Regions from separate parts of the Mus musculus genome. Here all the other regions are linked to region 1. Evidence: chromatin loops called from intact Hi-C (ENCODE). Cell type or tissue: heart. All regions are shown on one strand.

Region 1 (4,000 bases):
TATTTTCTAAAAATAGCACATTTATAGGAATATTTAAATATTAATAGCTTACATTTTAAGTAACGTGTTGCAATCCTACCACCTGGCATGTCTTGGCACCATTCCCAAGAATGCCTACACCTTTAAACCTAAGGTAATTTACCACTTTTCTTTTTCCAACACAACGTCAAGACCGAAGTTCTAATAAATTTAAATGATACGAGATGCTATTGTATGCTAGTAAAATAAAATTCTGACGTCCCAAGAGGTTAAGTTCCGGATTCGCAAACCCAATTGGACTGCTCAGGTCGGATTCCCCGTAGCGTTATCACCGAATTAAAAAAAAAAAAAAAAAAAAAAAAAAGAAGTAATTTCTTCTAACAGGGACAGCTCTTTGTGTGGCAGAGCGCAGCTGCTGTGACAGAATGAGCAGGCATGCCCTTGGCAAAGCCAGATCTTGTCAGAGTGTGAGCTGTCCCAATTTCAATCAACTGTCAACGCTTCATTGAGGGTCAAAATGGCTTAGGCTGGCGGCTCCAAGGGCCTCGGGTGAGGTGCCCGGTTTTCTGCTCTAAGCGTTTAGCCACCCCTAAGAAAACGCTAGGAGGGGAGGCCCTGAGTGGGGTGCGGACAGGTGCGTCCTCTGGAACTACACAAAGGGCCGGCGGCACCGCCACTGAGCCCCTAGCAACTGCACGCAAGCTGCGCTCGCGCGCTTTCCGCCGCCCCACGGCGCTCAGGGCGGGAGGCTCGCCGGGAGGGCGGGGCAGCGCGCGCAGGTCAGCGGCGTAAGCGACAGACACCCTCGGGCCTGCTCGCGGACGCGGCCTGGGAAGCGCGAAGGCAGTTCTAGGTTCGGCACCGCTAGCATTGTAGGGATTTGTAGTCCGCGAGCCCGTGGGGCACCTCCCCTCCGGGTAGGCCGACCCAGGCGTCCCCGCCCTCTGCACGAGGACTTCCTGCCGCGGCTTAAACTACAACTCCCGTCGTCCGCTGCGCCGAGGGCTGAAAGCGAAAACAAATTCTAGGCTGCGAGGTTGCTGCCCTCCGCCCGGCGCCCCTTCCCGCTCCCCGCCCCTCAGGCGCCCTCCGGCGAGGTGGGGAGACGAGCGGCCGTGGCTTTCTCTCCGCGTTTCCTCGGTTCTCGGCGTGGGGTGCGTGCGGGAGACGCAGGCCTCGCTTAATCTCAGCCGGGCGCGCCGCCGGGGCTTTTCTCGCCTCACACCGGTCGAGACCCGGAAACTTGTGGGGGCGGCGACCCCCGGGCTGCCCGCGGGCGCGTGTCCCTCCGCGGAGGCGGCCGCGTGCGGATGGCCATGCACTAGGCTGGGCTCACCTATGCTCCGGGAGAGCGCCGGCCACCGCCTCGGGCCGCTGCCGCCACCGCCTCTTCCTGCCGCCGCTCGCCGTGTCCGCGTCGGAGCCGGAGCCCGAGCCGCAGCCTGCCCCAGGCCCGGGCGTCGAGCAGCCGGCGGCGCGGCCATGTGGGGCTAGTTCGCCCCGCGCACGCTGCAGCGGACCGGCAACATGGAGGCAGCCGTCGGCGCGCCCGACGGCGTGGACCAGGGCGGCGTGGGGCCGCTGGAGGATGAGACGCCCATGGACGCCTATCTGCGCAAACTGGGCTTGTATCGGAAATTGGTCGCCAAGGACGGGTCGTGCTTGTTCCGGGCTGTGGCCGAGCAGGTAAAGGACCCGGGCCGGAGCCGGGCGGGCGCGGGGCTGGGTGCGACATGCCGCCCGCAGCTGCCTGGCCGCCCACGGCGGGGCTGCGCGTGGCTCGCTGTCGTCACAGCGGCCCATTGTAACGCCGGCACGGGACCGAGTGAGGACATCTCGGGCGGCCTGCTCGCAGCCTGACCGCCAGGGACCCAGCGACATGCTGTTTTTGAGTTGTGTTCCGCGTTCACCTGCGCTCAGTTTTTAGCAGCCGAGTGTTCCCACTAGTTAACCTCATGTTTACTGGAGGAGGTGCGGCACTCAGTGTGACTGCTTCACATTTTTTTTTTCCTGTTGCTGGACTTTGGAATGCGGGGTAGTCGGTCTCACCGGTGTCACTCGAAACAGGCGGCCAACTTTGCTGTTTAAGGAAAGCAGTCTTCCTGTATAGGGTCTTCCCAGTGACTTAATCTTGAGTAGGTCCCATACTATACTATGTTGGAATCAGGCAAGAATTTACTCTTCTAAAGGCCTTTAAGTAATAGGATGGATTTTCAGTATAGGCACATGTCGGGTTTTTTTTTTTGTTTCCGTTTTTTGTTTTGTTTTCCTTATTGGTCAAAAATTATTCCCAGTACAGATCGAACATTTTACCAAAGAGAAGTGAGTTAGAACTCAGGAGTGGGACGAGTTCCAGGGAAGAATACTCAAGGCTTTTCTTTTTTGAGAGCGAGCCCTTTTCCCCATGTTATGTAATCAGATGTAGGTGTGGGGTCACCAAAACCCATCCTATATTTGAAGACTAGCTGCTAAAGTAGTTGGATTAAAAAAGTTTCACATTACTGCTCCAGTTTGTATTTCATACCATTTACAGTTTGCTTTCCTTTGGCTTAATCTGGAGTTTTTATGGTTTTGTCCCCTCCCGCCCGCCCCCTTTTGTGAGCTAACTAGCTTTTAAGATTTCTGTTTTAGAATCACCAGGCTATGTATTTTTCAGAGTATGTAAATATGGAACACTTTGCACTTATGACAGGTATGTCCATTGAAACATTCTTTGATGCTTCCCAAACCATCCTACCATTTGATATCTCTTATTTTCAGAAATGTAGGAAGCTCCAGTGTGGGTGCTGTTTCCAGCCCAGTCTTTACTGTTACATAGGTAAACAGTCTGCTCCATTTGTGAGTTTTCCAGATGAAGAAGATTGTCTCCTTGTCTCAGCCTTCTTGGCCTCTAGCACCTCTAGAAGCTGAAGAGGGGAAGTGAAGTCATCCCATGGTGTCGGTTTATATTATAGTGCATTAGCAAGTTTGTGGAGGATGGAGGTAGAGGTTAGTGTTTGGAGTTGAGTTATCCAGGCCTATTTAAAGTGAGACAGAAAGGTGTGTTTCTGCCCATGAGACATGCCACAGATCCTTGGGGATAGAAGAGCAGCTTGGGGGACTCAGTGTCTGCACAGTGGGCAAGAGCTAGTTGCACTAAACTCATTGATGGGGGTAAACTCCGTTTCAGCCTTGGGATCTGGGTTAGTCTTAAAGGACCTAACCTTTACAAATTTGGGGACGCTTTATTTTGAATATATTGAGCCTACATCTAGGGGAAGCAACATAAGTATTCCAGTAGATCCAGACTGAGTGAGGAAGTAATGGTGAGGAAGAATGTGTTAGCCTCCGCTGCCTTTAAAAGTCTGTAGGAAGGATTTGTTTTAGTGGAATTTCTTTTCTGGTAAATAGTTCAATAAATATTTTTAAGAGTCAGGAAGCTAAATAGTCCTAAGAGAAGAGGATTCGAGCGCGCTTGAGATTAGCCTTTTCCCCTTCAGATTACCTGATTTAGAGATGCTTTTTCCTTTTTTTTTTTCTTTTTTCTTTTCACTTGTGGATTTGGGCCTGCAGGAAGCCTGACCTGAATCAGCTCCTAGCCTTGTAGCTAAAAATAGGGCACTCTTAGAGGACTTGCTAAAACAGTGTCTCAGCCTTTCCCTGTGTTTATCACTACCTTGTTTTAAAGCTTCTACCTTTAGCCTATTTTCATGGAGCAACATAGCAGACCACTTGAATTTTGAGTGTCCAGGGATTGAGAAGTAATTTACTATTTGAAGAGTTGTCATTTCAGTCTTGCTTTTTTTGCATTGTTTGACTTACTAAATTATCAATATTCTACACTTCATGTACATTGATGAGAGTTTTGCATCTGGATTGCAGGTTCAGGTTGATGACATGTTCTAAAATCTTTGTTAAAAGGAGAAAAAACAGATACTTGTGATGTAGTTACTGATGAGAAGTGAGCTTTACTAATTTCTGCCTGCCACCTGTTGTTAGGTGAATGGCTTGAACACAAACCGGAGGCGCCTTGCTGACAGGC
Region 2 (4,000 bases), 67 kb after region 1:
TCTTAAAGGTGTGCTTTTGGGCTCTCTGCTCCTCCCAGGTCCAGAGACAGATGCACCTTCTTAGACAGTGCCAGCCTTTTCCCTGAAACATGATGGTGAAGGTTGGAGTGAACAGATCTGGCCATATTGGATGCCTGGACTGCATGTTTGCCTTCAACTCTGGTAACATGCAACATGGGTACTGTTGCTATCAATGATCTCATCATTGAAGTCAACTATATGCAATCCAATGTCCAGTGTGATTATAACCATGGTACTTTACACAGTAGAGTCAAGGCTGGGAATGGGAAACTTTTCTCGACAGGAAGGCCACGTCCATCTTTCAGGAGTGTGATCTACCAGCACCAACAGGGTTACGCTGGTGCTGAGGTACCTTGATTATCATGGAGAAGGCTGCAGCCCACTCAAAGGGTGGAGCTGAAAAGGCTGATGCCCCTGTGTTTGTGAAGGGCATTAACCATAAGGATGAATAACTCACTCAAGAGCATCAGTAATCAATCCCTCCTTCACCACCAACTGCTTAGTCCCCATGGTCAAGGTCATCCTTGACAACTTTGGTATCACTGAAGAACTCAGAACTATAGTCACACCATCATTCCACCCAGACTGTAGATGGCCCCTCTGGGGAACTGTGATGATGGACATGATAGAACATCATCTTTGCATACATTGGCTTCAAGGCTGTGGGCAAGGTCCTCTCAGAGCTGAATAGGAAGCTCACTGACATGGACTTCCACAGTCCTACTGCTGATGTGTCCATAGTAGACCTGACCTGCTGCTACCTGGAGAAAGCTCACAATTAAGACAACATCAAGAAGGTCGTGAAGCAAACAGTGGAGGGAGGTCTAAAGGACATCTATTCTAGGTTATAATGAGAACTGGGTTGTCTCCTGTGACTTCAATAGCAGAACTACTCCCTCTTTCATCTTTGGGCTGGGACTGACACTGGTCTCAACAGGCACTTTGCCAAGCTCATTTTCAGGTATGACTTTGAATGTGATGGACCTCAGAGTCTACATGATCTCCAAGGAATAACAGATCCCAAACTACCCACCTCAGCAGGAACAAGAGAAGAGAGTTGCTGTGGAGTTCCTGCCCTAACAAATGCCCAATACACTTACTTCTCCTCATAGTTTTTATGTTAGATGCCTTCAAAAGAAAGAGAGGGGCTTAGAGAATCCTAACATCTTACAAACTACCATTAAAGTTCTTTGGAACTCCCAAATAAAATAAATAAATAAATAAATAGAGTTTGGTTTGTGGACCACTAAGATTGTACAGTAGGTAAAGGTACTTGCCACCAAATCAGATAATCTGAGTTTGATCCCTGGAACCTACAGTGTATAAGAACTGACACCTGCATATTGTCCTCCAATCTCCACATGTACACGGTGGCACAGGCGTCCCCAAACAGGAACACACACACATGTACACACACTCAAGATTACAAAATAAACAAAAGTAAAAACTTAGGCGGGTGGTGGTGGTGCATTTGGGAGGCAGAGTCAAGCAAATCTCTGAGTTCTAGGCTAGCCTGGTTTACAGTGTGACTTCTAAGATGGCCAGAGTGGTCTATTAAATTAAAGAAGTAATAATACTGTTCTAAGAAGATTGCTTTCTTAAATTTCTTTTTAATTTATCTACCCTATACTTCTGTCTTTTTAAAAAATTTTAAAGTCCTAAAAATTTTCACATTCTATTTTTGACTCAACAAACAAATATCACTTACCTTAATACAAATACCACAACCAATACAGAGAGTTTCAGAAATCCATGCTATTTTGCTCTGGGGTGTAACTTCTATGCACAATTTTCCTGGCAAAGACAAATAATTTCCTTTATCTTTTAGAATACTTTTAAGATCGCCATTTAGAAAGTACCCCTTTCAAAGTCTCACACAAAAGTTTCAATGATAATGATTTAAATCAGAGTTTGGTAGGACAGATTCTGAATTAAATATCCAGGTTTATCAACTATGTATTCTTATCAAGCAATAAACAAATGGCCAATGTATTTTGTCCAATACCAGTAAAAATATGGTAAACCCCGAAACAACATTATGAGTAAGCTGACTGGCTTCAGTTTGGTTTTGGTGCTTTGGATGCAACTGGAGCTATGCATTCACTAGCTGCCTTATAAAAGAAATCATGTCACCAGGCAGTGGTGGCACATGCCTTTGATCCCAGCACTTGGGAGGCAGAGGCCAGCCTGCTCTACAGAGTTAGTTCCAGGACAGCCAGGGCTACTTGAAAAAAACCAACACCCCCCTCCCAAAGAAAGCATGTCTTAGCAATGAAAGGCACACCATAGAAAGGAATAAATTATTTCAGTGAGGTAAATGAAACCATAAAAAGCTATGCTTTTTTCTAGTACACAGACAAAATTCAGTACAGTATTTGAGACATTAATGACTGAATTTCTGAAAACCATGGGAGATACTAACAGATAATACCTACAGGTTCTCTTCCGACTTGGTAAGTCTAGAAGGTCACTACTACGGGGCAGCAGTCATGTAACATAACACTGAAGACGGTCAACAACTTGTCACCTCTGAATTGTTACATTTACTCCATCCTGAAAACCTAGCAATACCCCACAAAATGTCTGTCTTAAAACAACATCTAATGGAAGGACCCTGGCAATCCTTCCCCTTGACTCACCTATCTGCAGGACTGCAAGGAGTACAGTGAACTTTGGCTTGACTTTTTACAATCTTAACAATTACATTCTATAATTCCTTTCAAAAGGATAATTTAAAATCAATAAAAGTTTAGAATTCTAAATTTCTCACTTTTGTAGCTCAAAGAAACCACCAGTGATTAACTATCACAGTATCTGCTAAGCCCCTAGGAAGCTTCCAAACCCATCTGCTCTTCTACAGCTGCTTTCTACTCTTGGATGCCGACAGAGCCACTTACCCATCCGAACCACAGGGCAACTCTTTTTGCACTCCTGTCGACATTTCTTAGGTTTGCATTTGTCGTGGTTGACAATAGCAATTCTTGTTAATTTGTCTGCCATAATTGTAACAAAGAATATCCAGTTCTTCTATTAAAGAAAAACAAACAAAATTATAGCAAATTCTGTAATATTGAGAAATAATTTATGGGTATAAAAGGAGGACACATCATATGGAGTTCCTATGTTCATTTGGAAAATTAAAGAAAAATTAGAAACAGAAAAATAATCTATTTAGTTTGGAAAACAAAATTTTACACAGCGAAGTTAGATTATAAAACAGGTGCCACTTAAAATACCACAAAAAATTCCTAGAAAGATACTTAATGTATACACAGAAAAAAAAAAAACCTCAAAAACACTAAGTCACAAAAGACCTAATCAAATAACGTATGTTATCTCAGTTTTTATAATAAAAAGTTAATATCAAAGAAATTTAATTCTCTGTAATTTATATAAACAATTAAATCTCTTGGGTAAAAATAAACTATATATACCAAAGCTCTTTTTGGAAAAAATAATCAGGAATATTAAAACAGCAAGAATGGAAAATACATGACAGATTAAAAAATTATATGAGGCCTCAATGATTAATACTGATACCATTGTATGAATATAAATCTATAAACCAAATTATATATGAACACACCCACACCAAAATCATGAATTCATTTTCTTTTATCTTTCCGAGACAGGGTTTCTCTGTGTAGCCTTGGCTGTCCTGGAACTCACTTTGTAGACCAGGCTGGCCTTGAACTCAGAAATCTGCCTGCCTCAGCCTCCCAAGTGCTGGGATTAAAGGCGTGCACCGCCACTGCCCAGCCATGAACTTATTTTCTTATCCAACCGACTATAATGACTACTACTGATGGAAAGTGGGAAATGCTTATTAGAGTTATGAGCATCATGCTACAGCCCAGGTTTTTATGTAGTAGCAATGTTGTATACATACTTACTATGTCTTAAAGACTTTTCTATATAACGCCTATAGAGAATTAAGATCAGATCAAATTTACAATCTTTATAATATTTGGTTTAGTGT
Region 3 (4,000 bases), 240 kb before region 1:
CTCTTCTCTTCCCAGTGCCATCCTGGCCACCTCCATCTTGCAGATCAGTCTGGACACAGCTTCACCTGAGTGTATGGCCATACCCTCCCTGGACAGCCCTTCCCAGAGACGTCCATGCAGCTTTGCCCATCCGCACCCGCGCCATCACTCATAGCGTGCCGTGAGGCCCTCCCTGGCCAGTGTCTGACATTCACTTGTACTACTCAGTTCCATGCTCAAATGTGCTCTTTCTTGCTGCTAGCATGCTTGGTCACCCTTCCTTTATTGTTAGTAGATATCTTAGCTAACCAGAGAAATGGGATAACTCATGCTTTTGAGGTTTTGGCTTGTTTGTTTTTGCCTGCTTCCATTCCTCAGTGCCATCAGAGCCTAGCTTCTTTAGCCTTCCAATGTACACTGAAAAGCAGCACTCCTCCAGGCCTTCAGCCACAGGCTCGAACTAACGGAGCATCCAGCCTGTGTACTGCCAGCTAATGACTCCCTATAGTGCTGATGACCGTGGTTGGATTGCCCACACCCTTCACACAATCCAATTGAATAAATTCCTTTCATAACATATATTTATCATATTCTGTTCTTCCAGAAACCCTTGACTAATACAGTTCCCGTCCCTCCTAGCAGAGGAAAGGGCAGTTCTGCTTCACAGACTCGTGGAACATCAGAAGCCAGAACAGTAGTGCAGGGAGAAGAAGCCAAGGCTGGGAGGGAAGGCGGGGAGGCCCAGGTGTACCAGACTAGCAGGTGCAGAGGTGTGAGCGCCAGGGAGGTCTTGTCCTGCTTCCCCCTCTCTATGAACAGACCCAGGACTGCTTCCAGAGAATGGGACAGGGTGTCTGGGAGGCTAGTGGGTAGATGAGAGGCGAGTTCCAGACTGTCATCTTCTCAGAGTCAGAAAGCACAGGAAGTAGGGAAATATGGTGGAAATGCCAGGCCACACTGCTGAGTACCCATCTGAGGTTAGCCATCAAAACTTAAAGCAAACCCAGGCAGCCAGCTTCACTTAACTGAAGCCGGACCAGTTAAGTGTCCCAAAAGCTGGGACTCTGCCAGTGAGTGTGATGGAAGGGAGTCAGGCACTAGAGGGCAGAGACAAAGGAGTGACCACAAGCACTGAGTGGTGATGAGCAAGGAGAGAGGGTGACATGATGGGACGGTGATAGGATCTGTGGATTGCCGGTCTCTGTGGGGCTTGTGGGTCTCTCAAGTTGAGGGCCATTCTCAAAGAACAGTTTGAGAAAGGGGCGCTTGAATGCTGGGACAGTTTGGAGGTAATTGCGCCCCCCCCCCCCAGGCCTGGGGGTGTGTGTGGCACTACTTGTTGAAGTAGGTGTGGCCTTGTTGGAGGAAGTGTGTCACTGTGGAGGTGGGGCTTTGAGGTCTTCTATATGCTCAAGCCACTCACAGTGGGACAGCTTCCTTCTGCTGCCTACAGATCAAGACGTGGAACTCTTGGCCTCTCCAGCACCATGTCTGCCATGCTTCCTGCCATGAGGATAATGGACTAGACCTCTGAAACTGTAAGCCAGCTCCAGTTAGATATTTTCCTTTATAAGAGTTGCTGTGGTCATGATGTCTCTTCACGGCAATAAAGCCTAAGTAAGGCAGAGTTTACTGAGCTGGAGGACACAAGACTAAACCCTGGAAAGGCCTGGTCTCAGTCTCAGCACATCCCCATGAAGTACAGGACATCCTCAGAATCTTTAGATGACACCATAACCTACTGAATTACGGGTGTGAGGAGGGCGGTGAAGACAGCTGCAGATTTTGTGTTCGCTGTTTGCCTGGCATTGTTTTAAGCCCTCTGTACAAGTTATTAATCCCTCAAGCAACACACGGAGGAGCCAGAAAGTTGACTCAGTAGTTTGGAGCACATAGTACCCTTGCAGAGGACCTGAGCTTGGTTCCTAGCGTCTACACTGGGTAGCTTCCATCATCCTGCACAGCTAACTCCGGGAGATCTGACGCCCTCTTCTGGCCACCACAGATGCCTACATGCAAGTGATCAGGCCCTCCCACATACATACATATAATTAACAATAAAAATAAATCCTTCTAATATGGATGTCATTATTTCTGTTTTGCAGATGAAGAGCTAATGTGCCAACTGCTAAGTGACTTGCCGCTGGTCCCACAAGTGTGCTGATGCCCTCATGGTCCTCAACATGGCCTCTCCTTGTAGCCTGCATACAACAGGTAGGCCTTTTCCCAGATTTTCACAGTGCTGTGCTTAGAGGAGTTTCTGTCTCCAAGCCAAGAGTTTTAGACAAACACACATCAACAGAACAATGAGTTTTTGAAAGTGACTGTATGATCTTTTTAAATTTTTCAATAGTTTTGTGTTCAGTGGCAATCTCCCTTTGGTAGGTCTGTGTCCATTGAGACAGAAGAAGAATGAGTTTGCCTACTTTTAATACAATGCCTGAAGAAGCCATGGCTTATGGAAGACCCAAGGGAGAAGGCCAGGGGCTGTGAGACAACTCAAAGTCATTAAAACAGAGTACTCTGCCAGTCTCCTGGCTTTTCTTTCTTGGCTAGTTACAGATGGCCGCTGCAGCCTCGGTAGAAGAGGAGATCTGAGCCTGAAACTCCTTTAAGAAAGCTGCTACTTACCAGTACCACCTGTGACTGGCTGTCACCACTCCTACAGTCTCTGCCAGCACTCTCTGCCAGCCACTCTCCTGCGGTCGTTCCTATCTTCGAGGAAGAGTGGAGAATATCCTTTTAAAATCTGGATCCTTTTCCCCGTGGAAGAAGGTGGAGGGTAAATACAGCAATGTGCTCAGACGGCTTGCCCCGGATCATGAGCCTTGGAGGGTATGTGTGGGCAGGGGCGGGGGTATGTACTATGTGTGCACATGCCTATATTCAAATGTGCTTCCATACTTACTGTTAGGGATCTTTCTCTATCACAGTCCGTTTTTCTGTGACACTTTTCCTGGCCAAATCTTAAGCCCACCCTTTCATCTAAGATGACTGGCTAGAGAGCTCTTGAGATCTATCTGTCTCTACACGTCCCATCCCCCACCCCCAACCTGTGGTTACCTGCATGGGCAGCCATAGGCTTTACATGGGTGCTGAAAAATCAAACTGGGGTCCTTTTGGTACAGCAAGCACCCTTACCTACAAACCTGTCCTACCAGGCCCAGTTTGCAAGTCTTTTACAGACCTATTTAGCGAGTTACTCATGGTGCTAATGAATACATCAACAACAAAATGAACAAATGCCACCGTGAGCTAAGGTCCTTCCGGCTCTCTTTAGAAAGCTGGTTGTTAAACATTTACCAGCACACCACAATCAGGCAAGCTACCAGGACTTCCTGCTGCAAAAGGCTCCCCTCCCCCCTTCATCAGTTATTTCTGACTTGTGAGTCCGTTGTATTAATGATCAAGCAGATAAACTTTGAAGTGTTCACCATAATATGCCCCCTTCTTCCTTACATAATGGTTCTAGGCTCATCCATTTTTATTGACTTCTATTCTTCCCTTAGAGAATGTTCAGCGGTCTTTGCTAAGTATGTTAGTAGATCCTTACAGCTGTTGACATTTCTGTTCAAGGGAGTTGTTGTTCTTTTGGTTTCTGTTTGTTTGTTTTTAGGCTTTTCTAGACAGGATTTTTCTAGGTAGCCCTGGAACTGACTCTGTAGACTAGGCTGACCTTGAACTCACAAAGACCAGCCTGCCTCTGCCTCCCGAGTGCTGGGACTAAAGTGTGTACCACCACCACCAGGCTCTAAAGGTTTTTTGGTTTGTTTTTTTTTTTTTTAAATATCCTGAAATACTATTCTAGTAAGATTCAAGCACGCTCAGAAAATGCCTCTGATTTTAAGTTCAAGCTGTCACTAAGACAATTCAGTTTTCTAAGTGAAGGGGTAATCTGACTCAAGCATGTCACACCATTTAAAATGATTTCTGCTTTCAAAAACCATTCCTGTGCCTTTACCCAGCACTTTGGAGACAGAGGCAGGCAGATCTCTAAGAGTTCCAGGTAAGTCTGGTCTAT
Region 4 (4,000 bases), 350 kb before region 1:
CCCTCTTATGGTCTCAGGCTCTTCTTGTGCAAATATAAGCAGGCCAGGGGAATAGCAAGTGTGAATAATGGCTGTGCACTCGGGCAGGACCTGGTGCCAAGTTCGTGCTGATCAAGAATGAGAAACACTGCCCTTCTCCACTCTTTCTCCAGTGCCCTTGGACTGCTCAGTAAGATCCATCTTGGAACATGAATCTAGCTTCTTCTGTTCAAATTCCTCCGCGTCCTAGCACAGTGATCTCCCAAACCAGACCAGGAGTACCTGTGAGAGGGAACGCTCAGGCCCCACTCCAGGCATTCTGACTAGGGGAGTGGGCCCCCACTGCAAGCATTCTTAAGCCTTCTGTGTGACACTGATGCCCTAGAACCAAGTCCAATAGTCTGTTTCTGCTGCACAATTTTCTCATACTCTCCTTTCAGACCTCCTTCCTCTAAGGAGACTTGGTCTTCCAAACCTAGTACTTACTTTCCCAATTTCCCACATTCCAGATTTAACTGGTCTCATCTTTCCTCTTCTACAACATTTCTCCTCTGCTTAAATCCACTCTTCTCTTAAATCCTCTCCTGATGATCCTGGCTTTGGGGAAATCTTTCTTCTCTAAATCAAATTATTCTGAATACTAACTTAGGTGATACCCGGCTCACAGAGGGTGCTTGTTAACTCAACCCAACACCAATCACATTAAAACCAACGGGAGGATCACATAAAAATATAGATACTTGTTCCTTATTCCAGAAAACTCAGATCTCTGTAGAAGACCCGTGGCAATGAATGATTTTAAAGCACTGATTTTAAAGCAATGTTCAACACCTTTCTTACATACAGCAAGACTAAATGTCTACTTTTCCCACATGACATCAATCAGCTGGGGCAAATTCCAACCATTCACTTGCTCCATCCATTCCAAATATATTCTTATGACACCCTCACATTTTGTAATCACCATTTACGTTCCTCATGATTATATAACTTTCCATGTTTATAGTCTCTAATAGGAAACAAAGCCTTAAAAGAACCATCCTAATAAAAATACTATTTCCTTGAATATATTTACTTCGTCAAAGAACTTTCGAGACATTGTAGATAACCCTCCAAACGTTTTGTTTCTCCTGGAAATTGGTTTTCTACTAGCTTAGCCACTTTTTATAGTTTCTTTGTTCTCCAAAATATATGCAAGGGAACTGTTAAGAAAGGCGACAGTAAGAAACCCTTTTCTTAGGCTCTCCTTCATTTTTCAAATGAGAAACATATCTGAAGTTGGCATGTCTTCTGTGGAACGCTACCGGCGCGGTCGCGACGGTGTTTGGCAACCCAGACACCGCTTTGTGACTCCCAGTGAACCCTGCTTTATAACCTGCAAATCTGTATTCCTTCCCCTCTGAGGGGTCTGCTGCTCCCTTCCGCAGGCGGAGCTCCTTAGCACTGAACAGCCTCCGGGCCTGGCTCCTTCCGCGCTGCCCGAGACGAGCTCACAAACCGGCCCACGAGAACCTGACAGCAGCGACTGCGACGCCTTTCTTATGTAAGGAAAAAGCGCTCAGTCCCTTCCAGTCCTTCCTGCAGGCCCCACCACATCCACCCCGCCCCCGACTCAGCCACATCCTCCTCGGCTGCCCCCCGCGAGCCTCCAGGGGGCGCCCCCGACAGCGGGGCTGACCCCGGGCGGAGGACGCACCGCGGCCCCGACTCCTGGCCTCCGCGCGCACCGGGCCCCACACTCACCCTCGCGAGGCCGCGCAGCAGAGCACCGCCCCTTCCGCCCACTGCTCCCGCCCTGCTCGCTCCTTCCGCCGCCGGCGGCACGCAGGCGTAACGCGACGCCCCGCGCAGGCGCAGTCGCTTAGCGAAGGCTGTCCCGCGGCGGGCGCAGGCGCGGGTGGCGGGGTGTGCTTGGGCGGGAAGTGGGTGGTGAGGGCCGCTCTGGGCTCAGCGTTCCCCACCTGGAATGCGTCCTGGCTTCGGCTGGCCCGGCCCAACCCTCAGCGGCCGCGGTGCCCAGGCCCACTCCTTCCGCGCCTGGAAACGTGAGACGGGTCACTGAGGACGACGTAGGCAAACTTTGCAGAGCACGTTGCCACCTGTTGGAGTAGCCGCTCCAGCCCCAGTCGAAATGCACGGCCGAACAATGGCAGTTCTGAGTGGCTCAGGGGCCCACACTTTCTTTAAAACCGATGCACTCGTAGTAATATTTCTTATGCCCCACATCCAGAGGCCTGTGCTCACCACCTCAGCAGTGCCCGGGGAGGTTCGCCAGGCGTGGGCAGGCTCTCCCTTGAAAGCACCTGACCTGGTTCTACCTTGCACTGGGGCTGAATGGTAATTAATTTTTTTATTTGTGTTTTTGAGATAAGGTCTCTCTGGCCGACCTGGAACTCCCTAAAACCATGCTGGTTTACATACTACCTGGCTCTGCCTCACAAATGCTGGGGTTAAAGGTGGGCCCCACCGCGCCACACTGTAGCTAATTTAAAAAAAAAAAAATTACTGAAGTCATGAGACCTACAAATTTCAGGCAGTCCAGAAGGAAAGTGTGTGGAGACAGAGAAAGGTACGATAGTACGTTAAAAACAGGCAGCTTAAACAGCAGCGGTAAGTGCTCCTTTAACTCGTCCACCGTAAGTTTTAAATGTTTAAAAGCAAAGTTGTTGGGACTGGAGCTATGGCTCAGAGATTAACATTAACGTAAGAACATATTGGCTGCTCTTCAAAGGAGCCAGATTGGGTTCCCAGTGCCCACAGGGAGGTTCACAGCCATCCAGTTCCAAAGAAATCACTGCCCTCCTCTGGCCTCTGAGAACACCAGGCACACATGTAGAGCACATTCCTACTTGTAGATACATAAAAATATTTTTGAAAATTAAAAACCAGTGAAACTTTGTACCTAGCAATTATTAAAACATTTACAAAGAAGAAATACAAAATTCATGATACAGTAGTTTTCTTACAATCTGACCTTAACAAATGCTGCACCATGTCTAAGAGCACTGGGAAGGGTTTGGAAATGACCTCGTTATTACAAATATCATATTTAAGTCCATATATTAAGGCTTGGGAATTCACCAACCAACTTACGTAATGCATATAATCTTTTGGTTACTGCTCAGCGCTGTTTGCCATGGTATGTATAAGACTTGTGAGTCTTTGTAATCTGTCAGTTGTGACTTTTTAAATTTTCATTTCAACAAATTTGAGTAGCTGCCAGATACTGTTCAGGCTCCTGGAACGCCTGAGGCTGGCATGCTCAGTCCCTTTACAGCATGGCATCATATTTGCATATAACCTATTTCCATCTTTAATGTGTTTAAAGAACAGGGAGCCAGAGCAGGTGCTATAAGCCTCAGAGAATTGGAAATCACATCAGCTAGGCAACAGAGGGTCAGAATATGGATACTAATCAGATATGCCTTTGTTTCCTTCAAGGGAATTACATGGGAATCTCTTATTGTAATGCATGAACAGAGTAAGTACAGTCATCTATTTGTTTTCTATTACTGCCATAAAAGTTGGTACAAACTTAGCAATTTAAAAGAACAGAAATGTACTGTTTTCTGTAGGTCAGGGTGCAACTAACCCCCTGTGCTGAAGTCAGCTTGTCAGAGGACTTCATTCCTTTCTAGAATCTCAGAGAGAAGAGTGTTAGTTTGTTCTTTCTAGCTTCTAGAAGCCCCTGAGGTGCCTTGGTCTGTAGCCCCTTTCCTCTCCTTTCAAAGGCAGTAGCATCAGTAAAGAGGTCTTTAGTTTTTAGGATTGGTGTAACAAAATTGGGCCCACTTAGGATAATCTCACCATAGCAAGGTCCTTAATCATAGCTCCCACGTTCCTTTGCGTTTTGTAAGAAAATATATTCACAGGCTCTGGTGATGAAAGTGTGGAAATCTGTATTGGGGGAAGCTTTCCCTACCACACCTCTGGCCCCCAAAGAGTCATAATGTTCTTATGCAAAATTCATTCAGTCCTTGTTCCCAGAGGAACTGCATAGTTTCAAAGCATTACAACATCT
Region 5 (4,000 bases), 55 kb before region 1:
GAATCACCTCTACTCTTATATTTGGGCGTGTGACCTTACACTGGTGCACTTGGAAACTTTTGATGTGTTTCTTTCTGTTCCTTCCTTGAGCCTTCACTGGTGAGGTCATCCTTGTCTGTCAGCAGATCCTTGATTAGAAGCCAAATCTAGAGTAGTGGGTTGGAATTCCTATCCCAGGGTGATATCGAGGACCCCACGGGGTCATTCACAGAGCAATTAGGCAGCTTGGCTAAATTTTTTATTATGAGATTATATCTGTGCTCCTCCCATTGCCGCAGCTTCCTACAAAGCTGAATCTCCAAGGAGACATCATATGGGACTGCCCTTTTTTTCAGCATCTACTCGTGAAAAGGAAGGAGTTTTCTCCGTCCACCAGGAGGAGCTAAAAGTCCTAGCCGGCACAGATGCCCTCAGCTTTCTCCAGAAACTAACCTCAGCCTACTTGCTTAGTCATTTTTTGGTTCTGTTCCCACTTAGGTGATAGTTGTTTTATTGTTCAATCCAGCTATATATTTATTCTTTTCTCCTTTGATTTTGATATAGCTTTGTTTGATTTTGTATATAATTTGGAAATATGTGTATGAAGCAGAGTAGGTTAGCAAAGCTTAAATGAAATTCAACATTTGCCAAGAAGTTGTACTGCCAGGCTCCATCTTCCCTTTCGTTACCTTCTCCCCTCCTCCTCCTCCTTCTCTTCTTCTTCCTCCTCCTCTTCCCTTGGTTTTTGTTTGTTAGTTTGTTGGTTTGTTTTAAGACAGGGTTTCTCTATGTAGCCCTGACTGTCCTGGAACTCACTCTGTAGACCAGGCTAGCCTTGAACTCGCCTGCATCTGTCTCCCAAGTGCTGGGATTAAAGGCATGTGTTGCCACCCCTACCCTTATTCTTGAGGGCTTCTTCCTGGAGTTATTCACCCTATCCTCTTGGAGTTTTTTTTCTCCTAGACCACTGCTGTTATTCTGCAAGTGGACTGATGCATTCTCTATTCTGCTTACAAGCACTCCTTGGACTTCAAATCTTTCTCCAGCTACTTCCTATCACCCTGTTCTCCTCCTACCACAACTCTGCACAGAGCTCTCTATGCTCAGTGTTTTCATGCTCTTGGTCATCCTTCTTTTTCTAGTTCATTCCAACCTCCAGTTCATCCCTGAGACTTGGTACAGCGGCAGTGATTTGGTCTTCTTCACTTCAAGTTGTCAAGCAAGCATCCCCATAGAGAGTGAACAGACTGGCGGCTCAGCCCATGGCAGGGCATTTTAATGTAGAACCCTACTATATACTGATGTTATGAGAAAGAGCCCTAGGTGCTTACCTTTGTTTTTGTTTACATCTCTCTCTTCTTCCTTAGTATCAAACTTAAAGTTTAGCTGACCATATTAATGCCTAAAATTAAGCCTACAGTTACATCCTTCTATGAACAACACATGGCTGGCTCTAGTTATTGGCTCTAGTTATTGAACCAATGAAACAAACAAGAGAAGAAGTTTTGGAATAAGGGGGAGGGCTAGAGGAACCTCTAAGAACAGTGTCCTGAAGGGGTTGGTCCGTTTGGGAGGTGTCATTTCTAGGTTTCTCCTGCCCTAAGCATGTGTGTGATGCCTCTGGACAACTTAGGGATGACAGACTGTAAGGTAGACCAGTTGCCAGATCTTTACTGTTCTATATATTGATTTGAACTTTGATCTATGATATATGAGGCCAAACTTGGTGACCGACTGCCTTCCCAGTAAGAAATTCAGCAGAAAATAAATCCACAAATATAATTTTTAAATGAAATTTACTGAGTTGAAAGCTGTTTAAAGTTAATATTAAGTTAATGTTAGATAAAGATATAACTCCAGTCTGAATAGCTGAGCCTAAAAGATTTACAGTGTTCCATGGAAACTTTACTACATCAACAAGACCAAAAGGGGTTTGTTGCTCTCCTATGGCAACAAGTAGCTCACTGAGAAGGAGCTCTGCTGACCCCTTCTGGGAGAATGAGTGTGGACATCTTAACAAAGGGCCAGACTTTTCTGGGGGAAGAGTTATTACAGATTCAAGAACAGAGAGGGCTAGCCAGGTGGCTCAGTTGGTAAACACGCTTCCTCTCCAGCCTGGAAGTCAGATCCCCAGGAGCCACATCCTGGGACGAGAACTAAAGCCTGTCCTAGGACTTTCACAGGCGTGCTGTGACACATTGACTCACACACAAAAGAGAAATAAGTAAAATGTGTTTTTTTAAAAACATAGAGGAATGAAGATTAAAACAAGGAAAGAAAACCAGTACAAGAGCCAGTAAGAAAGGGCGGGAGTCCAACATCGTTCTTTTGAAAAAACTAGAGCAAAATAGGGACAATCACAGCAAGAAACGCTATGTCAGTCACTGCCAGATGCGGAGAGAACTGATTTAAGTAACACTGTGCCACACTTCTGAGAACTATAAAGAACTATCAAACTCAAAATATCCTCATGTGGGATAGAGAGATGGCTCAGAGGTTAAGAGCACTTATTATGAGCTGGAAATATCGCTCATCAGTTGAGAGCACTGACTGCTCTTCCAGAGCACCCAGGTTCAATTCCCAGTAACTACATGGCCGCTCACAAGCGTCTATAACGCCAAGATCTGACACTCTCACACAGACATACTTGTAGGCAAAACACCAATGTGAATAAAATTAAGAGAGAGAGAGAGAGAGAGAGAGAGAGAGAGAGAAACCCAAAGTTTGGTTCCCAGCACCCATATGGTGACTTGCAACCATCTGTAATTCCAGTTCTAAGGGATTTGACACTCTCTTCTGACCTCCACACCTACCAGTTATATACCTGGTACATATACATACATGCAAGCAAAATACCCATATACACATAAAATAAAGAAAGAAGTTTGGGAGGTGATGTGAGACAGGGTCTCACTATATTAAACCAGGCTGTCCTGGAACTCACTATGTAGACCATGCTGGCCTCAAACTCACAGAGATCCTCCTGCCTCTAACACCACCACCATTTAAAGGTACCATCATGCCTGGCAATAAATAAAATTTAAATATATTACTACAAGGAATAAGTGTGATATTTTCTGTATATCCATGCATATGAATTTATGCAAAGTGGTTTGATGAATTAGATATATAATAAGATGTGTGTGTTATGCTTAGTCTAAATTATTTCACTTTTGACTCTAACTAGGACAGTATGGCTGTTTTTTAGGATTTTAACAGCACATGAAATTCAAGATAGTAAATTAAGTAGAGGTTTGGGTTCTAGGATCCTTTTCATGGAACACAAGTCTCCTAAGAATTTATAGATCTAGCTGGGCAGTGGTGGAGCATGCTTTTAATCCCAGTACATGGGAACCAGAGGCAGGCAGATTTCTGAGTTCGAGGCCAGCCTGGTCTACAGAGTAAGTTCCAGGACAGCCAGGGCTACAAAGAGAAACCCTGTCTCCAAAAAAACCAAAACAACAACAAAAAAATTCACAGATCTACATATGTTAAGATTCTATACTAGAAGACGATAATTTTTTCAGATTTTCAAGTCATCATCTTCTCTCTCCCTCCCCTTCCTACAATGCATTACTTGACAACAGAGATATGTTCTGAGAATCATGTAATTCTGCAAACATCATAAAGTATACCTACTTACACAAGCTAAGATGGCTCTGGGGCCACTGCGGGAGAGCTGTGTGTCACTGACCCAAAGAGGCAAATGACACAGAACCTCGCCACCCCCCCCACGTGTGTGTGTGTGTGTGTGTGTTTGTGTGTGTGTGTGTGTGTGTGGTGTGTGTGTGTGTGTGTGTGTGTGTGGTGTGTTTGTGTGTGTGTATGTGTGTGTGTATGTGGTGTGTGTGTGTGTGTGTGTGTGTGGTGTGTGTGTGTGTGTGTGTGTGTGTGTGTGTGTGTAAAATTATGAATTTGCTTGCATTGTTGAACATATTACCTATGGTGACAGGAAGCCAGCAAACAACGCTAAACTGGTCCTTTACATCCCATAATCCCTCTCTTGCTTGATAAAGGCTTA

The links. A loop is a pair of places that touch in the nucleus more often than their neighbours do. Peaks named below come from ENCODE experiments on the same cell type or tissue, not always from the same donor. Only the 100,000 strongest peaks of a DNase experiment are listed, where the experiment ranks them.
Region 2: it touches region 1 in a loop (2.6-fold over the local background); 12 of 42 quality-filtered maps call a loop at or near these places.
Region 3: a loop joins it to region 1, with 2.5 times the contacts of the local background. A loop is called at or near these places in 4 of 42 quality-filtered maps.
Region 4: it touches region 1 in a loop (13-fold over the local background); 10 of 42 quality-filtered maps call a loop at or near these places.
Region 5: it touches region 1 in a loop (4-fold over the local background); 6 of 42 quality-filtered maps call a loop at or near these places.

The regions. Positions count from the first base shown.
Region 1 is chr8:79,638,400-79,642,399 of GRCm38, forward strand. It overlaps Gm51579, which reads right to left and starts at 1,506. Exons shown (of 1, transcript XM_030243905.1): 1 at 1-1,506. The coding sequence starts at 1,463. The coding sequence ends at 954. It overlaps Otud4 (OTU domain containing 4), which reads left to right and starts at 1,277. Exons shown (of 21, transcript NM_001256033.1): 1 at 1,277-1,665. The coding sequence starts at 1,507. In heart, CTCF peaks have their summits at 1,024 and 1,836; DNase peaks (open chromatin) are centred at 862 and 1,742; H3K4me3 peaks cover 4,000 bases; H3K27ac peaks cover 3,732 bases.
Region 2 is chr8:79,705,505-79,709,504 of GRCm38, forward strand. It overlaps Abce1 (ATP-binding cassette, sub-family E (OABP), member 1), which reads right to left. Exons shown (of 18, transcript NM_015751.2): 2 at 2,919-3,048; 3 at 1,730-1,815. The coding sequence starts at 3,021. Among named protein-coding and RNA genes, the nearest start is that of Abce1, 4.2 kb to the right of the region's middle. In heart, no CTCF peak of the experiment used is centred here; no DNase peak of the experiment used is centred here.
Region 3 is chr8:79,402,060-79,406,059 of GRCm38, forward strand. Gm51578 (a long non-coding RNA gene) reads right to left here and starts at 3,242. Exons shown (of 3, transcript XR_003947567.1): 1 at 3,043-3,242; 2 at 2,611-2,694. In heart, a CTCF peak has its summit at 1,992 (motif pointing left); no DNase peak of the experiment used is centred here.
Region 4 is chr8:79,293,192-79,297,191 of GRCm38, forward strand. Mmaa (methylmalonic aciduria (cobalamin deficiency) type A) reads right to left here and starts at 1,770. Exons shown (of 7, transcript NM_133823.5): 1 at 1,723-1,770. Gm4890 (predicted gene 4890) reads left to right here and starts at 1,887. Exons shown (of 2, transcript NR_045823.1): 1 at 1,887-2,316. In heart, a CTCF peak has its summit at 1,630 (motif pointing right); a DNase peak (open chromatin) is centred at 1,760; H3K4me3 peaks cover 2,789 bases; H3K27ac peaks cover 2,784 bases.
Region 5 is chr8:79,583,201-79,587,200 of GRCm38, forward strand. No RefSeq gene overlaps it. Among named protein-coding and RNA genes, the nearest start is that of Otud4, 54 kb to the right of the region's middle. In heart, CTCF peaks have their summits at 373 (motif pointing right) and 1,967 (motif pointing left); no DNase peak of the experiment used is centred here.